Linked DNA regions of Homo sapiens: region 2 is linked to region 1. Evidence: chromatin contacts called from ENCODE Hi-C or POLR2A ChIA-PET data. All regions are on one chromosome and are shown on one strand. The core of a region is the stretch at or near the end of the contact, and the rest is flanking DNA. Distances in the headings are between cores, read along the strand shown. Region 1 overlaps LOC107984625 (a long non-coding RNA gene). Region 2 holds the start of DIAPH3 (diaphanous related formin 3).

The links. Hi-C counts contacts between places; a loop is a spot of excess contacts on that map. ChIA-PET counts read pairs that join two places held with the same protein, here RNA polymerase II (POLR2A). Pooled maps may share reads with other maps.
Region 2: a loop to region 1 is called in a map of endothelial cell of umbilical vein, with 3 times the contacts of the local background. The contact joins the promoter of DIAPH3 here to the enhancer-like site in region 1. A Hi-C loop is called at or near these places in 1 of 168 maps with a recorded cell type or tissue (endothelial cell of umbilical vein) and 4 of 50 pooled maps. POLR2A ChIA-PET finds 5 or more read pairs at or near these places in 2 of 52 experiments (A549 and activated naive CD4-positive, alpha-beta T cell).

Annotation. Positions count from the first base shown.
Region 1 is chr13:59,529,094-59,534,233 of GRCh38, forward strand. LOC107984625 (a long non-coding RNA gene) reads right to left here. Exons shown (of 5, transcript XR_001749886.2): 2 at 2,259-2,295. Among named protein-coding and RNA genes, the nearest start is that of DIAPH3-AS1, 480 kb to the right of the region's middle. Within about 2 kb of position 2,823, at least 15 of the 41 ENCODE cell types and tissues checked have a DNase peak (open chromatin) inside an H3K27ac peak, as active enhancers do; they include endothelial cell of umbilical vein, where a contact is called at or near this core.
Region 2 is chr13:60,161,565-60,166,704 of GRCh38, forward strand. DIAPH3 (diaphanous related formin 3) reads right to left here and starts at 2,364. Exons shown (of 28, transcript NM_001042517.2): 1 at 2,023-2,364. The coding sequence starts at 2,202. LOC105370227 (a long non-coding RNA gene) reads left to right here and starts at 2,493. Exons shown (of 2, transcript XR_942001.2): 1 at 2,493-2,635. RefSeq lists enhancers at 2,753-2,802, 3,891-4,185.

The sequences.
Region 1 (5,140 bases), core at 1,573-4,072:
GCCTTCTGCTTCCCCAAACCCTGCTAAAATACCAGAAAAGGGGCATTAATCCATAAGGAAAAAAAGATAGTGCAAGAGGAGATCTCAGCAAATTAAAGATTTCAGTGTATTTTTGGAAGATAAAAATAGAAGAGACCTCAGCAAGTTAGAGATTTTAATACATTTTTTGGAAGACAAAGAATAGAGAGGAGTAACTGACTCAGTAGAAGAAGGCTGCAGAGGGGTGCCAATGGGAAGCCAACAAATTGGTACTAATGAACACTGAGACGCACAGCTCTTTAAAATATTTTGCAATCTCTTTCCTATAAACAACACTTCTAAATATCTCTCTGCAATACCTAGTTAGGAGTGACAATGCGTTTCTAACCTTGATCAAATTATAAATCCATAAGCTCTCACAGGGCCATGTGTGAAAGGGACTGAGTGAAGTAGTCAGAAGAAGGAAGACAGTTGTTGGTCACTGGTGATTTGGGGAGGACGTTTATTTATAGTGCACAGTTGAAAACAGGGAGTAGGTGCATCTTGCACTTTCATCTTCACCCACTCCTTATCCTTCACTGTGCAATTTCTGATGAGTTCTCACTTTGATTTATAAAGCCACAATGTGCCTTTTCAGAATAAACACATATTCCAGTCTATAACTCTCTGGAATTTCATTCACTAGACCCCAGCTGTAAGCCCATTGACCTTTTTCTTGTGTGCAATGTAGATTCTATATATCTCGTGTTATTCTGTGCATATATTGAAAATGTTTGAACATATAATTTATTAAGTCATGGCAGGAACTATAAGTCTTTTTATATGACTTCCAAAGTAGCCCACCTTATACCAGCAAGTTTAATAAAAACTTCTGATGGACAAAATAAGTAGCTCTTATTATATTCAAATATGGGTGCTTTGTTTTTTTGACACTTTTCCCTGGTGTAGGTAACACCAGACTTGAAGACTTCTTACCTCCATGCTATCATAGCTCTTCTATTACTGCATTTATCACTTCACATTATAACAGTTCACAGAACTGTCTCATACACTATCCTGTGAGATCGCTGGGGTCAGAAACCATATTTGTATTCCTTCAATACACATTTTTTGCACCTGCTACATATCACACAGTGTAATAGGAATAAGAAATACAATGATGAACAAGATAAAGTAAACATGGCTTATTTAGGCAAATGCAATGTGGTCTGAGCCCCAGCCTCATGTATTAGTTAGCTGTTGCCACAGTAATGCTATATAACCATCCCAAATGTCAGTGGCTTACAAGCATTCATTCTCATGCCCATGGGTCTGCAGGTTCTCTATACTTTGCTTGATCTTGGCTAGGCTCCAGTGGGAGGTTCTACTTCAGACTGAAGTTTCTCTGGGCATAGTTCCTCACTGTGAGTTGGGTTCAGGTCAAAGACACTTGTGTGTTAATTCTGGGGCACAGGCTTCTCAGAGCATGCTCTCTGCCTGGTGGATCGCTAGAGCACAAAATGTCAAATACATTAGAAGCCTCTGCCCCATGATGTCCATTAACTTTCCATTGGCCAAAGCAAGTCCCATGACCAAGCTCAATGTCAATAGTGCAGGAAAGGCCTGTTGTAGGAAAGTACTGCAAAGTCACATGATAAAAGATATAGATGTATAATTCTAATATAGGGTTGGTGTCAAGAATTGCAAAAGATGGGCCAGGCACGGTGGTTGACACCTATAATCCCAGCACTTTGGGAGGCTGAGGTGGGCAGATTGCTTGAGTTCAGAAGTTCAAGACCAGCTTGGGCAACATGCTGAAACCTCATCTCTACTAAAAATACAAAAATTAGCCAAGCACGGTGTGCACGCCTGTGGTCCCAGCTACTCAGGAGGCTCAGAAGGTCAAGGCTGCAGTGAGCCAAGATCATACTACTGCACTTCAGCCTCGGCAACAGTGAGACCCTAAGGAAAAAAAAATTGCAAAAGATGACTCAACCTGCTGCAGTAGACTACCTTTTTTTGGTTACAGAATACAGAGTACATTGTACTCTGTAATGTTCCTCTTTAAATACTCATTGCATTTACAAAGAACTGGCTCAGTATTCACTGCGCTAGTCTTCTGTAAGCTTTATAAACATAGTGATCCTGTATGTTTTATTCACTAATTATTCACCAAGTTATCCTTTACACGTAGCAGATGCTCAATAAATTAATATTGCATTAAATTGAATTGGTAAGTGTTATGACCGGGAAATGCAGAGAGCTAATAGATAATGCAGAATAGAGGTTCTTAGTATCACCTGCTCCTTAGAATCAGCTGGGTCCAGTGTGCTGGCTCTGAAAAAAAAAAAGGAAAAAGAATCACCTGGGGAACTTTCACGACTATCTACGTCTGTGCCTCACCCAGAATAATTAAAGCAGAACTTCCTGGTCTAAATTACCAAAAGTGGAGCCTGGGCCTTGGTGTATTTCAAATGCATACAAGGTGATACTGATGTGCAGCCAGGCATGAGAATCACCGACCTGGGGACAACTTACTCAGATTTGGGAAGACTTCCTGAAGGAAGCAGTAGTTAAGCAGAGGCTACGTGTGAACTGTTAAGTAGATACTGGGCCCAGCAGGGGCTGAGGGTAGGTAGGAGGGGTTTGTAACTGAGGAAGTTGACTGTGCAGATGCACTGAGATAAGAGCGAGCTCCTTGCCCTGATGTCAAGATCACAGTATGCTAAGTGAGGTAGAACCTAATAACTGTTACTCTAGGCAGAATTCTTAGATAAAACGACCAGAAAAGCTTAGGATTTCAAGGGAAAACTTCCCGACCAGGAGGCAGAGGTTTCTCAGGAAAGGCTCTGCCCAGTTTGAGTAACTTCCCTTGGCGGCTTGCCAGGGTGAAGCTTTTGTTCAGCACAGCTTTTGCCCGAGTTTATTTTTGTAGCTGCTTTTGCTATGCTGAACTCTTTCCAGCTATTCTTTGTTTATGTAACTCTCTAGGCCGCCATCTAATTTCTAGGATATGACAATCTTTCCACGTAACATTTTTGTTCATGATGACTGCTGACTTATATTTTAATATTAAGCAGGCAGAGTTTTTTTTTCAAATATCAATATAAGAAATATTTATACCAAAAACATTTCCGCTTTTTAAAAATCTGGTCTTCAAGCTACACTTCATGTAGCTCAATATTCTCCTTCTACAGTTCCATATGAATTCATTTCACATTCTTTTATCAGTAAAAGCTTGTTGTTCTTGTCAAAATGACTTACTTTCTTACATTTGATAATGATAAATATTTATCCATCATGTTTTACTTCTTGTCTTATTTTCCAGGAAACTCAAAGCTAAAATTGCAGAATTCAATATTAGCCCAGGTTGGAGAATGTCATTCTCTTTCCTAAAAGATTTTAATTCTTTTCTTTTGTCTTTTGCAACTCTATGTGTGGCTTCTACAGTAATCTACCTTAAATACTTTTTTGAAGCAAGATTACAGATTACCAGGTAAATTACTCAGGCTTATTAGTTGCTACGGCAAATACCAAGACATATGACTCATTCACTGTCCAGGAATTTTCAATCCACTATATATTCAGAGACAAATTTTCTCTACAAATAAATGTGTTAATGAAAGGCTTACAATTTTTAGGCCTCAAATTATCTCTGCAATAGGCCTAAAACTAAACGTGTGTTTTCTTGTACTCTTAGATGTTATAACTATTTTTTATTAAAATTTCTCCAAGCATGTACTGAATATTCTTTTCTAGAAAGACATATGTACAGATATACACCCATGTACAAAGGTAGACCCAGTTGATATTACCACCGTAACATTGTGAAGGCTGACAAATATGAAATGTTTATTTGTAGCAGTTCCATTTGGAAGGTACATGACACTAACAATAAAATAGTAAATGCATAATTGCTGTCTGATGCCTTTTTGCAGCTTTCCAGAGACAATGGCATCAATTGAAATTAAGTAATTTTGAACCCTCTCATTTTGCAAGAGAGAAGAAAATCTAAGAAAACTGAGTACTGTAAGGAAGATATGAATACAGAATTAAGTAAAACAGGGACTTTCCAAAGATAATTAGGCCATTCCAGATCCCAACATAAGGAGTATCTTCCCATCCACCTCCTTCCAATAAAAATCACAATTTTTAAAAACCCTTTAAAAAGTATTTCTTGCCACAGTTCTACCTTCTGAATCCAATTAGCAATTTTATCACTTCATTTTATTAACATCTATTAATCTTGAAAAACATAGAACTGGCATTCTATCGACCTCTTTCTGGTCTGTATTTATAAGGGAGAAAGCTTCTTACTTCTATTTACTAGCATGAAAGAAAAAGAGATTTAAGGCAAGACACTTTGCATAGAAAACTCATAAACTTCCACCTAAATAAGCAGTTATAGAAGAGCAGATGCATCTAGATTGCATTGGTAAACAGTTCTCTGTTATAGACCAATCAATAAAGTTAATGCTAATTGTAATGTACTTTTGTCAAATTGCACTTCGTCTTAATTTCTGATTTATGGCATTTTCCATATAGTACTTCTGAAAATCTAGAGCTTATTGCAATCAGTCGCTGCTAATGGGAGACTGACAGAAGTGAAATAACATTCTAACCTGAGTATTCAGATATCACGTTCAATATTCCTGTTGATTCAGAAAGAACTAATGTTTACTAAGCCATCCCCCACCTGCCCCAGACTTCCTGTAACAGCATAAAATACCAGTGAGTCAAGACCAACAGGTCTTGACCCCAGCCACATTTATAGAAAATACCAGAAGCACTTGTCTCAAGAGATAATATCCTTTACAACTGCCTATAGAAATATTTACAATGCATTGTGGAGTGCATTGATCATTTTGTTCAATAAATTGTGCATTTATAAAATAGAACAAGAATTAAAATTCAATTTTACTATTACAAGTGAATGGTTCTGTGGTTGTTCCTTATATGTCAGGTCCTAGTCCTTGGGACAATAGAAGAACTATAGGATCTATCCCATGTTGTTCTAAAGAAATTGGAAAGTTTCAGAGCTTCCTGCTTCATCTACAGTAGAAGAATCTTATCCTGCCAGATCCTTCTACTACCCAGTATCATGTCAGACTACTGCAAGGCACCAGCTTGTGCTGGGCAGATTTTTCTTTCTCCAATCTTTTCCTCTCTCTCACTCCCTCTC
Region 2 (5,140 bases), core at 1,114-3,613, 630 kb after region 1:
CCAGGCTCCTTGGCAGACAAACTCAAACTATCTCCAAAGAAAAGCATCTCTGGAATCCTACAGGTGAAGATAAAGCAATGAGCTTACAAAGATAAATACACACAAGAAAGAGAGCAAGCCATCATGAATCTGAGTCAATGTAGACAGCCCAGGTTGCAAACAGCAGAACTGTCAAATAAAGAATAAGAACAATCAAGTAGGAAATGTCTAAAGAAATAAATGAATAAGAAACAAAGGACTATCAAGAATGCCCAGACAGATTTGAAAAATAAGCAAATGGAACTTATTAAAATAAAAAATAATTGCTAAAATCAAATATTCAGAAAAGTAGCAGATTAGACATAGCTGATAACAAAATTAATGAACTGGAAGATATAACTAAAGAAATTACCATATAAGCAAGAACCTAAATTAGTTTCAAAGTACCAAGAGTCCAAATTACTTCTAAATTAACTGGAAGTCATGATTCATACCAGACTCCCACCCAAAAACACAGTGTTTTAGATGTGTTTTTTACCTTTACAGCTTAAGAGTGTTATCTTTTAGATGTCATTTCATCTTTATGAGAATCCATTTAACAAATGGCATGCTGAGATGGTCAATGTGACATACATAAGAATGAAAAACAGCACAGAGACTGGAAACCAAATGATGAAATCCTTCAATGAAACTTAACATAAATACTAATTTAGATCCTGTTTTCATGACCTCCTTGCTGGGAATGAGTCACAGAAAATAACACCTCCTGTATTCTGGACCACAGAAGTTAAAACAAAATAAAATAAGATTATTAACCCAGAGAGTAGACTATAAAAGGAAGAAAAGTCATTGCCTTAGTGGATTCTTCTCACATTAGGCAAAAATCTTTCATTGGGAAGTTAACTCTGTCCTATTCATTCTTCAGATTTGTCAAGATAATGATCAAGTCCATACTTGATCCTTCTGCAAAATGTCACTATTCCTATGACCATTTTGATACTTAATTTGGCATAATTAATCTATGCTGTTCCTCATTTTCAATTAATCTATGCTGTTTCTCATTTTCAGTATTCTGATATATCTCATGTATCAGAATATGGGCTCTCAGTCTTATTCAACTATTATTTTTAACTAAATGTTATAGTTAGCAACTGGTTCACAAACCATTATTCCCTTAATTTGTGAATCATGACTTAAATTTCTCACAATTTTTACTTGCCCACATAAGGCAAATGCTGTACTCTCTCTCTCTCTCTCTCTCTCTCTCACACACACACACACACACACACACACACACACACAGTTTTTCCATATTCCTAAGGAAAATGGTGGAGTGGTCAATGTGAAATTTCAATTCTGTTGGACTCATCCCAAATCTATCAACCCTCTATGTGATTTATTTACACACACAAACCCCAAAATAATCATCACTGCCTATACTTTCACTAGTTGACACCAACGAAAAGACAAGGTGTTAATCATGACACTTTCCTTAAGTGTTAAACACAAGCAAACCAGAATAGCAAGTTTCAAATATTTAGAATTCTTTCCAAGCTAAGCAAAACATTCTTTAGCAGTGACCACACCACCCGCCAAGTTCTAAAACTAGCTGTTTCAACTTGGAAAATTATATCTACCTTAAAAGTTCTTATATGTAATTAAAAGTTCTTATTAAAATAATAAGCAGAAAAAAAACCTGTCACCTAAAAGTTCATTTTGATATATCTTATACCCTCTTACACTAGGGAGGAAGGGAGAACTTCGACTTAAAAAATGCAATGTCCACCTAGATGACGTCAATACATATACACGTTTGAACTGCTTTTCACATCAGCGTTAAGAAATTTGGGGGCAACACAAAGATCTGGGCATTTGTCACAGGATCCAACTACAACTAGACCCGGTCGTTGTCAATCTATGATCTTTGGCACCTCTGGATCTCTAGAATAAAACTTGGTCCCCAAGTTCTTGTGGGCCCACCCTCGGCAGTCAGCCCTACGGCGGGGCGGGAGCGGCCCCACCCTAGCTCCAGGCGATACTCACAAACTTGGGGCGCTTCTCCCCAGGCTCCTCGGGGCCACTGGGCGGCGGAGGGTGTTGGGGGCCCTTCCTGCGCGGCATCTTGCTTTCCCGGCAGCCGCGGAGAGAGGCTGAGGAAGGGTAGGGAGTCCCAGCGGCTGAGCCTTGGGCCGGGTGGTGCAGCCGCGGCTGGTGCCGTTCCATCTTTCCCCGCAGCTCCGGGGACCGGAAAGAAGGTGGCCACTCAGCAAGCCGCAAGCTGGAAGCTGAGGGATCGACAACAGGTTTTACTCCCGGGGTCCGCCACCCAAACAGTCAGCACAGCCTAGCCCAACCGCTGAAGTCGGGGCCGCAGCCAACACATCTGAAAACTCCCGCCACCCGTGTTGGCCCGGGACTGGCCAATCCCGCGCCGCCGGATCAATGACACGCTGAGGCACCGCCCCTTCCGGGCACTGCGAAACATGATTGGCCTTGCGGCCTGTCTATGCAGCCGCTCAACCCTTCCGGCGGTCCAGGCCGCTCACCTTAAGGACGCAGAGTGGCGTCAGATTTGGAGAAGCGCCGGGGACCGTGGAGGAAGTCATCGGCCTGGATTTCTTTGGATTTGCAGATAGGGTTCCAGCAGAACTGGAAGGTGGGCGAGACAGGCCCTGCGCCACCATTTGAGCAGCGCTGGGATATAAAACCATCTGCTAGCCCTCTCCTTGCACGTCTGGGGCTGGAAAAAGTAGTTCTGGGACTGGGTACGGTGCTGGAAGGGGTACTAGGCAGGATGAAACGACGGGGCCCACGACGCTCCAAAAGGAAGCCTTCTGGACATATTTCCTGCCTAAGTGCTCGCTCTGGGGTGGCAGAGGGGTCCACCCAAAATCAGACAGAGCTAGGCTAGGCTGAGCCCTTCAGGAGCTCACAGTCTCCTGTAGTTTCCAAACCCTAACACAATTAACCAAGGAATGTAAATGTCTATAGCAGTTGTTTTAGAAGTTCCTTGAGAACAAAAAGGGAAGTTATTAAATCTGAAGGAGTGGATCTGGAAAGGTAAAAGGAAAGCTGCATAGGTTTTCACTAGGCAGGAAACAGTGGCAGGGCATTCATTTAAAAGGCATTCCATTCCAGGCAGGAGCAAGGCCAAGAAAGCATAGAGGTGAAGAAACTTTAAGGTCACATAACAAAGGGCCTTGAACTGAAACCATGCAAAAGAGTTTGTTGTGTAAACCCAAGGTCAAGCTACAAGGCAAACACCGTTTTCTCAACACATCAATATACCCTCTTTAAAAATGAGCTTTTCCTTGGAACTATTCCTTTAAGATATCTGTCTTCTGATTATATGGAGGTGGTGTAGGCCAAGACTCGGAAACATGCAGTATTGATTTTGGTACAAGAAACAACTCTAGGTACTCTGAGGAGTTTGGCACAGAGGTTCAAAAAATGAGCCTTAGTTCTCAGTAAGTCTTCACACTACAGCTTTTCTTTTTTAATATTTGTTTTACTGTGCCAGACTCTACAGCTCTGTCCTCAAAGAGCACATAATCTTTAGGGAAACTTACAGGAGAACAGCAAGGTCAGGAGAACTACAAGTAGTTCCTTATATCTTGATGACAGACCCAGATACAGATTTTATTCCTGCCATTTACTAGCTATTTGATACCGGAGATGACGTTTAACTTTCTTTGCTGCTTCATCTACAAAAGGGGGGTAATTATACTAATACCTATGAAAGAGGGGCATTTTCAGGCCTAAATAACATAGCATATGTAAAGCCCTTAGAGTTTTGTCAATGCTCCTACAGGAATACTGTAGTTGAAGAAGTTGGGATTATTACTCAGGGAGGGAGAACATGCACTATGGGGAGCCATGAAGTGTCTTAGGTAAATGGTATTAGAAAGCACTTAAAGGATTTGGGCTTTGATTAGGTGATTTGGGAAAGACTCCGTGGAAAGAGGTGGGAAGGGTTGCTCAAGATTAAGTGCCTTCAGGAAGTGGAGACAGTTCAGTGATTATCTTATCTAGGAGGATGGCAGGCTAAAAGACAAGCCTAAAGCTGTAACTGACAAGCATTAGTCATCCATATCATGGAGAGAGGGGAATGTTTGATTTTGAAAGACAAAACAAATTAAAGATCTAATTGGCTTTTATTTGCAATTCCAGAATAGGCAAAACTTCATTCTCTAAAATAGAATCTGTTCCAATGAGCTAAGCAGAGGAGGTTGGCTTTATAGGCAGAAAAAAGCTAGAGAACAGAAATAAGGAATGAGAAGCAGATGAGTTGTTTCAAAGTTACTTTCCTTATAGGGTTAAAACAGGGGAACTTTCTTAGCATACCAGCTCAGATAAACTTGGCCCCTTCTGATTGGGTGCTATGAATTTCCTGCTTTTTGGAAAACTGGCTGGTTTCAGAGTTGCTTTTGATTATGTGGCAATACGCATGAGGGACCATTCTGCTTTGGTCTGGTCTGCCGGAGCCTAGTGCAGCAGATTAGTCCAAAACTAAGGTTAGTCTATAATCATTTCCCATGAATTTATTTAACATTGATATTTTCTGATTTGCATACTGACCTTGTTATTGTCTGTGCTTAGACAAAACATGGAAGTGATCTTGTTTTGTCTCACTTCATCATGGTCACAGAGTGACCCTGTCTGATATTGCTGTTCTGTGAGATGCTGTTCATCAGGAGAACAACATGGCCTAGCTATGAGTGTCAGGCCAGTTTCTAAAAACACTGAGGCTTAGCTATAAGTGTCAAACTAGTTCCCTGATGTCAGGGACTGCTCCTTTCTTTCTCATGTCTTTGCCACATAGAAGGTACTAAATATAAGTAAACAGGAGCCATGATAATTAATTTTCAAGTTTACGTACAGCACTCTGAATTTTTTCTCATAGAAATGCACTGGAACTTCAGTGTACTAGTGAAAATATCTTTGTATAAGTTTTATGTTTTTTAAAGTACATTTTATATGTGTGCCCCAACATACTTAAACCTCATAACAGCATGCACTGACCCTCATTTTGATCACCCAGCGAGATGATACACCCCAGTGAGTCAATAGTCATGGAAATAGAAAGTTGAAGGTGAAAAAAAAGGCCTGGAAAAGCTTGGAATCTAGGAATATATTTCTTCCCTTTATCATTTCTGTTCAG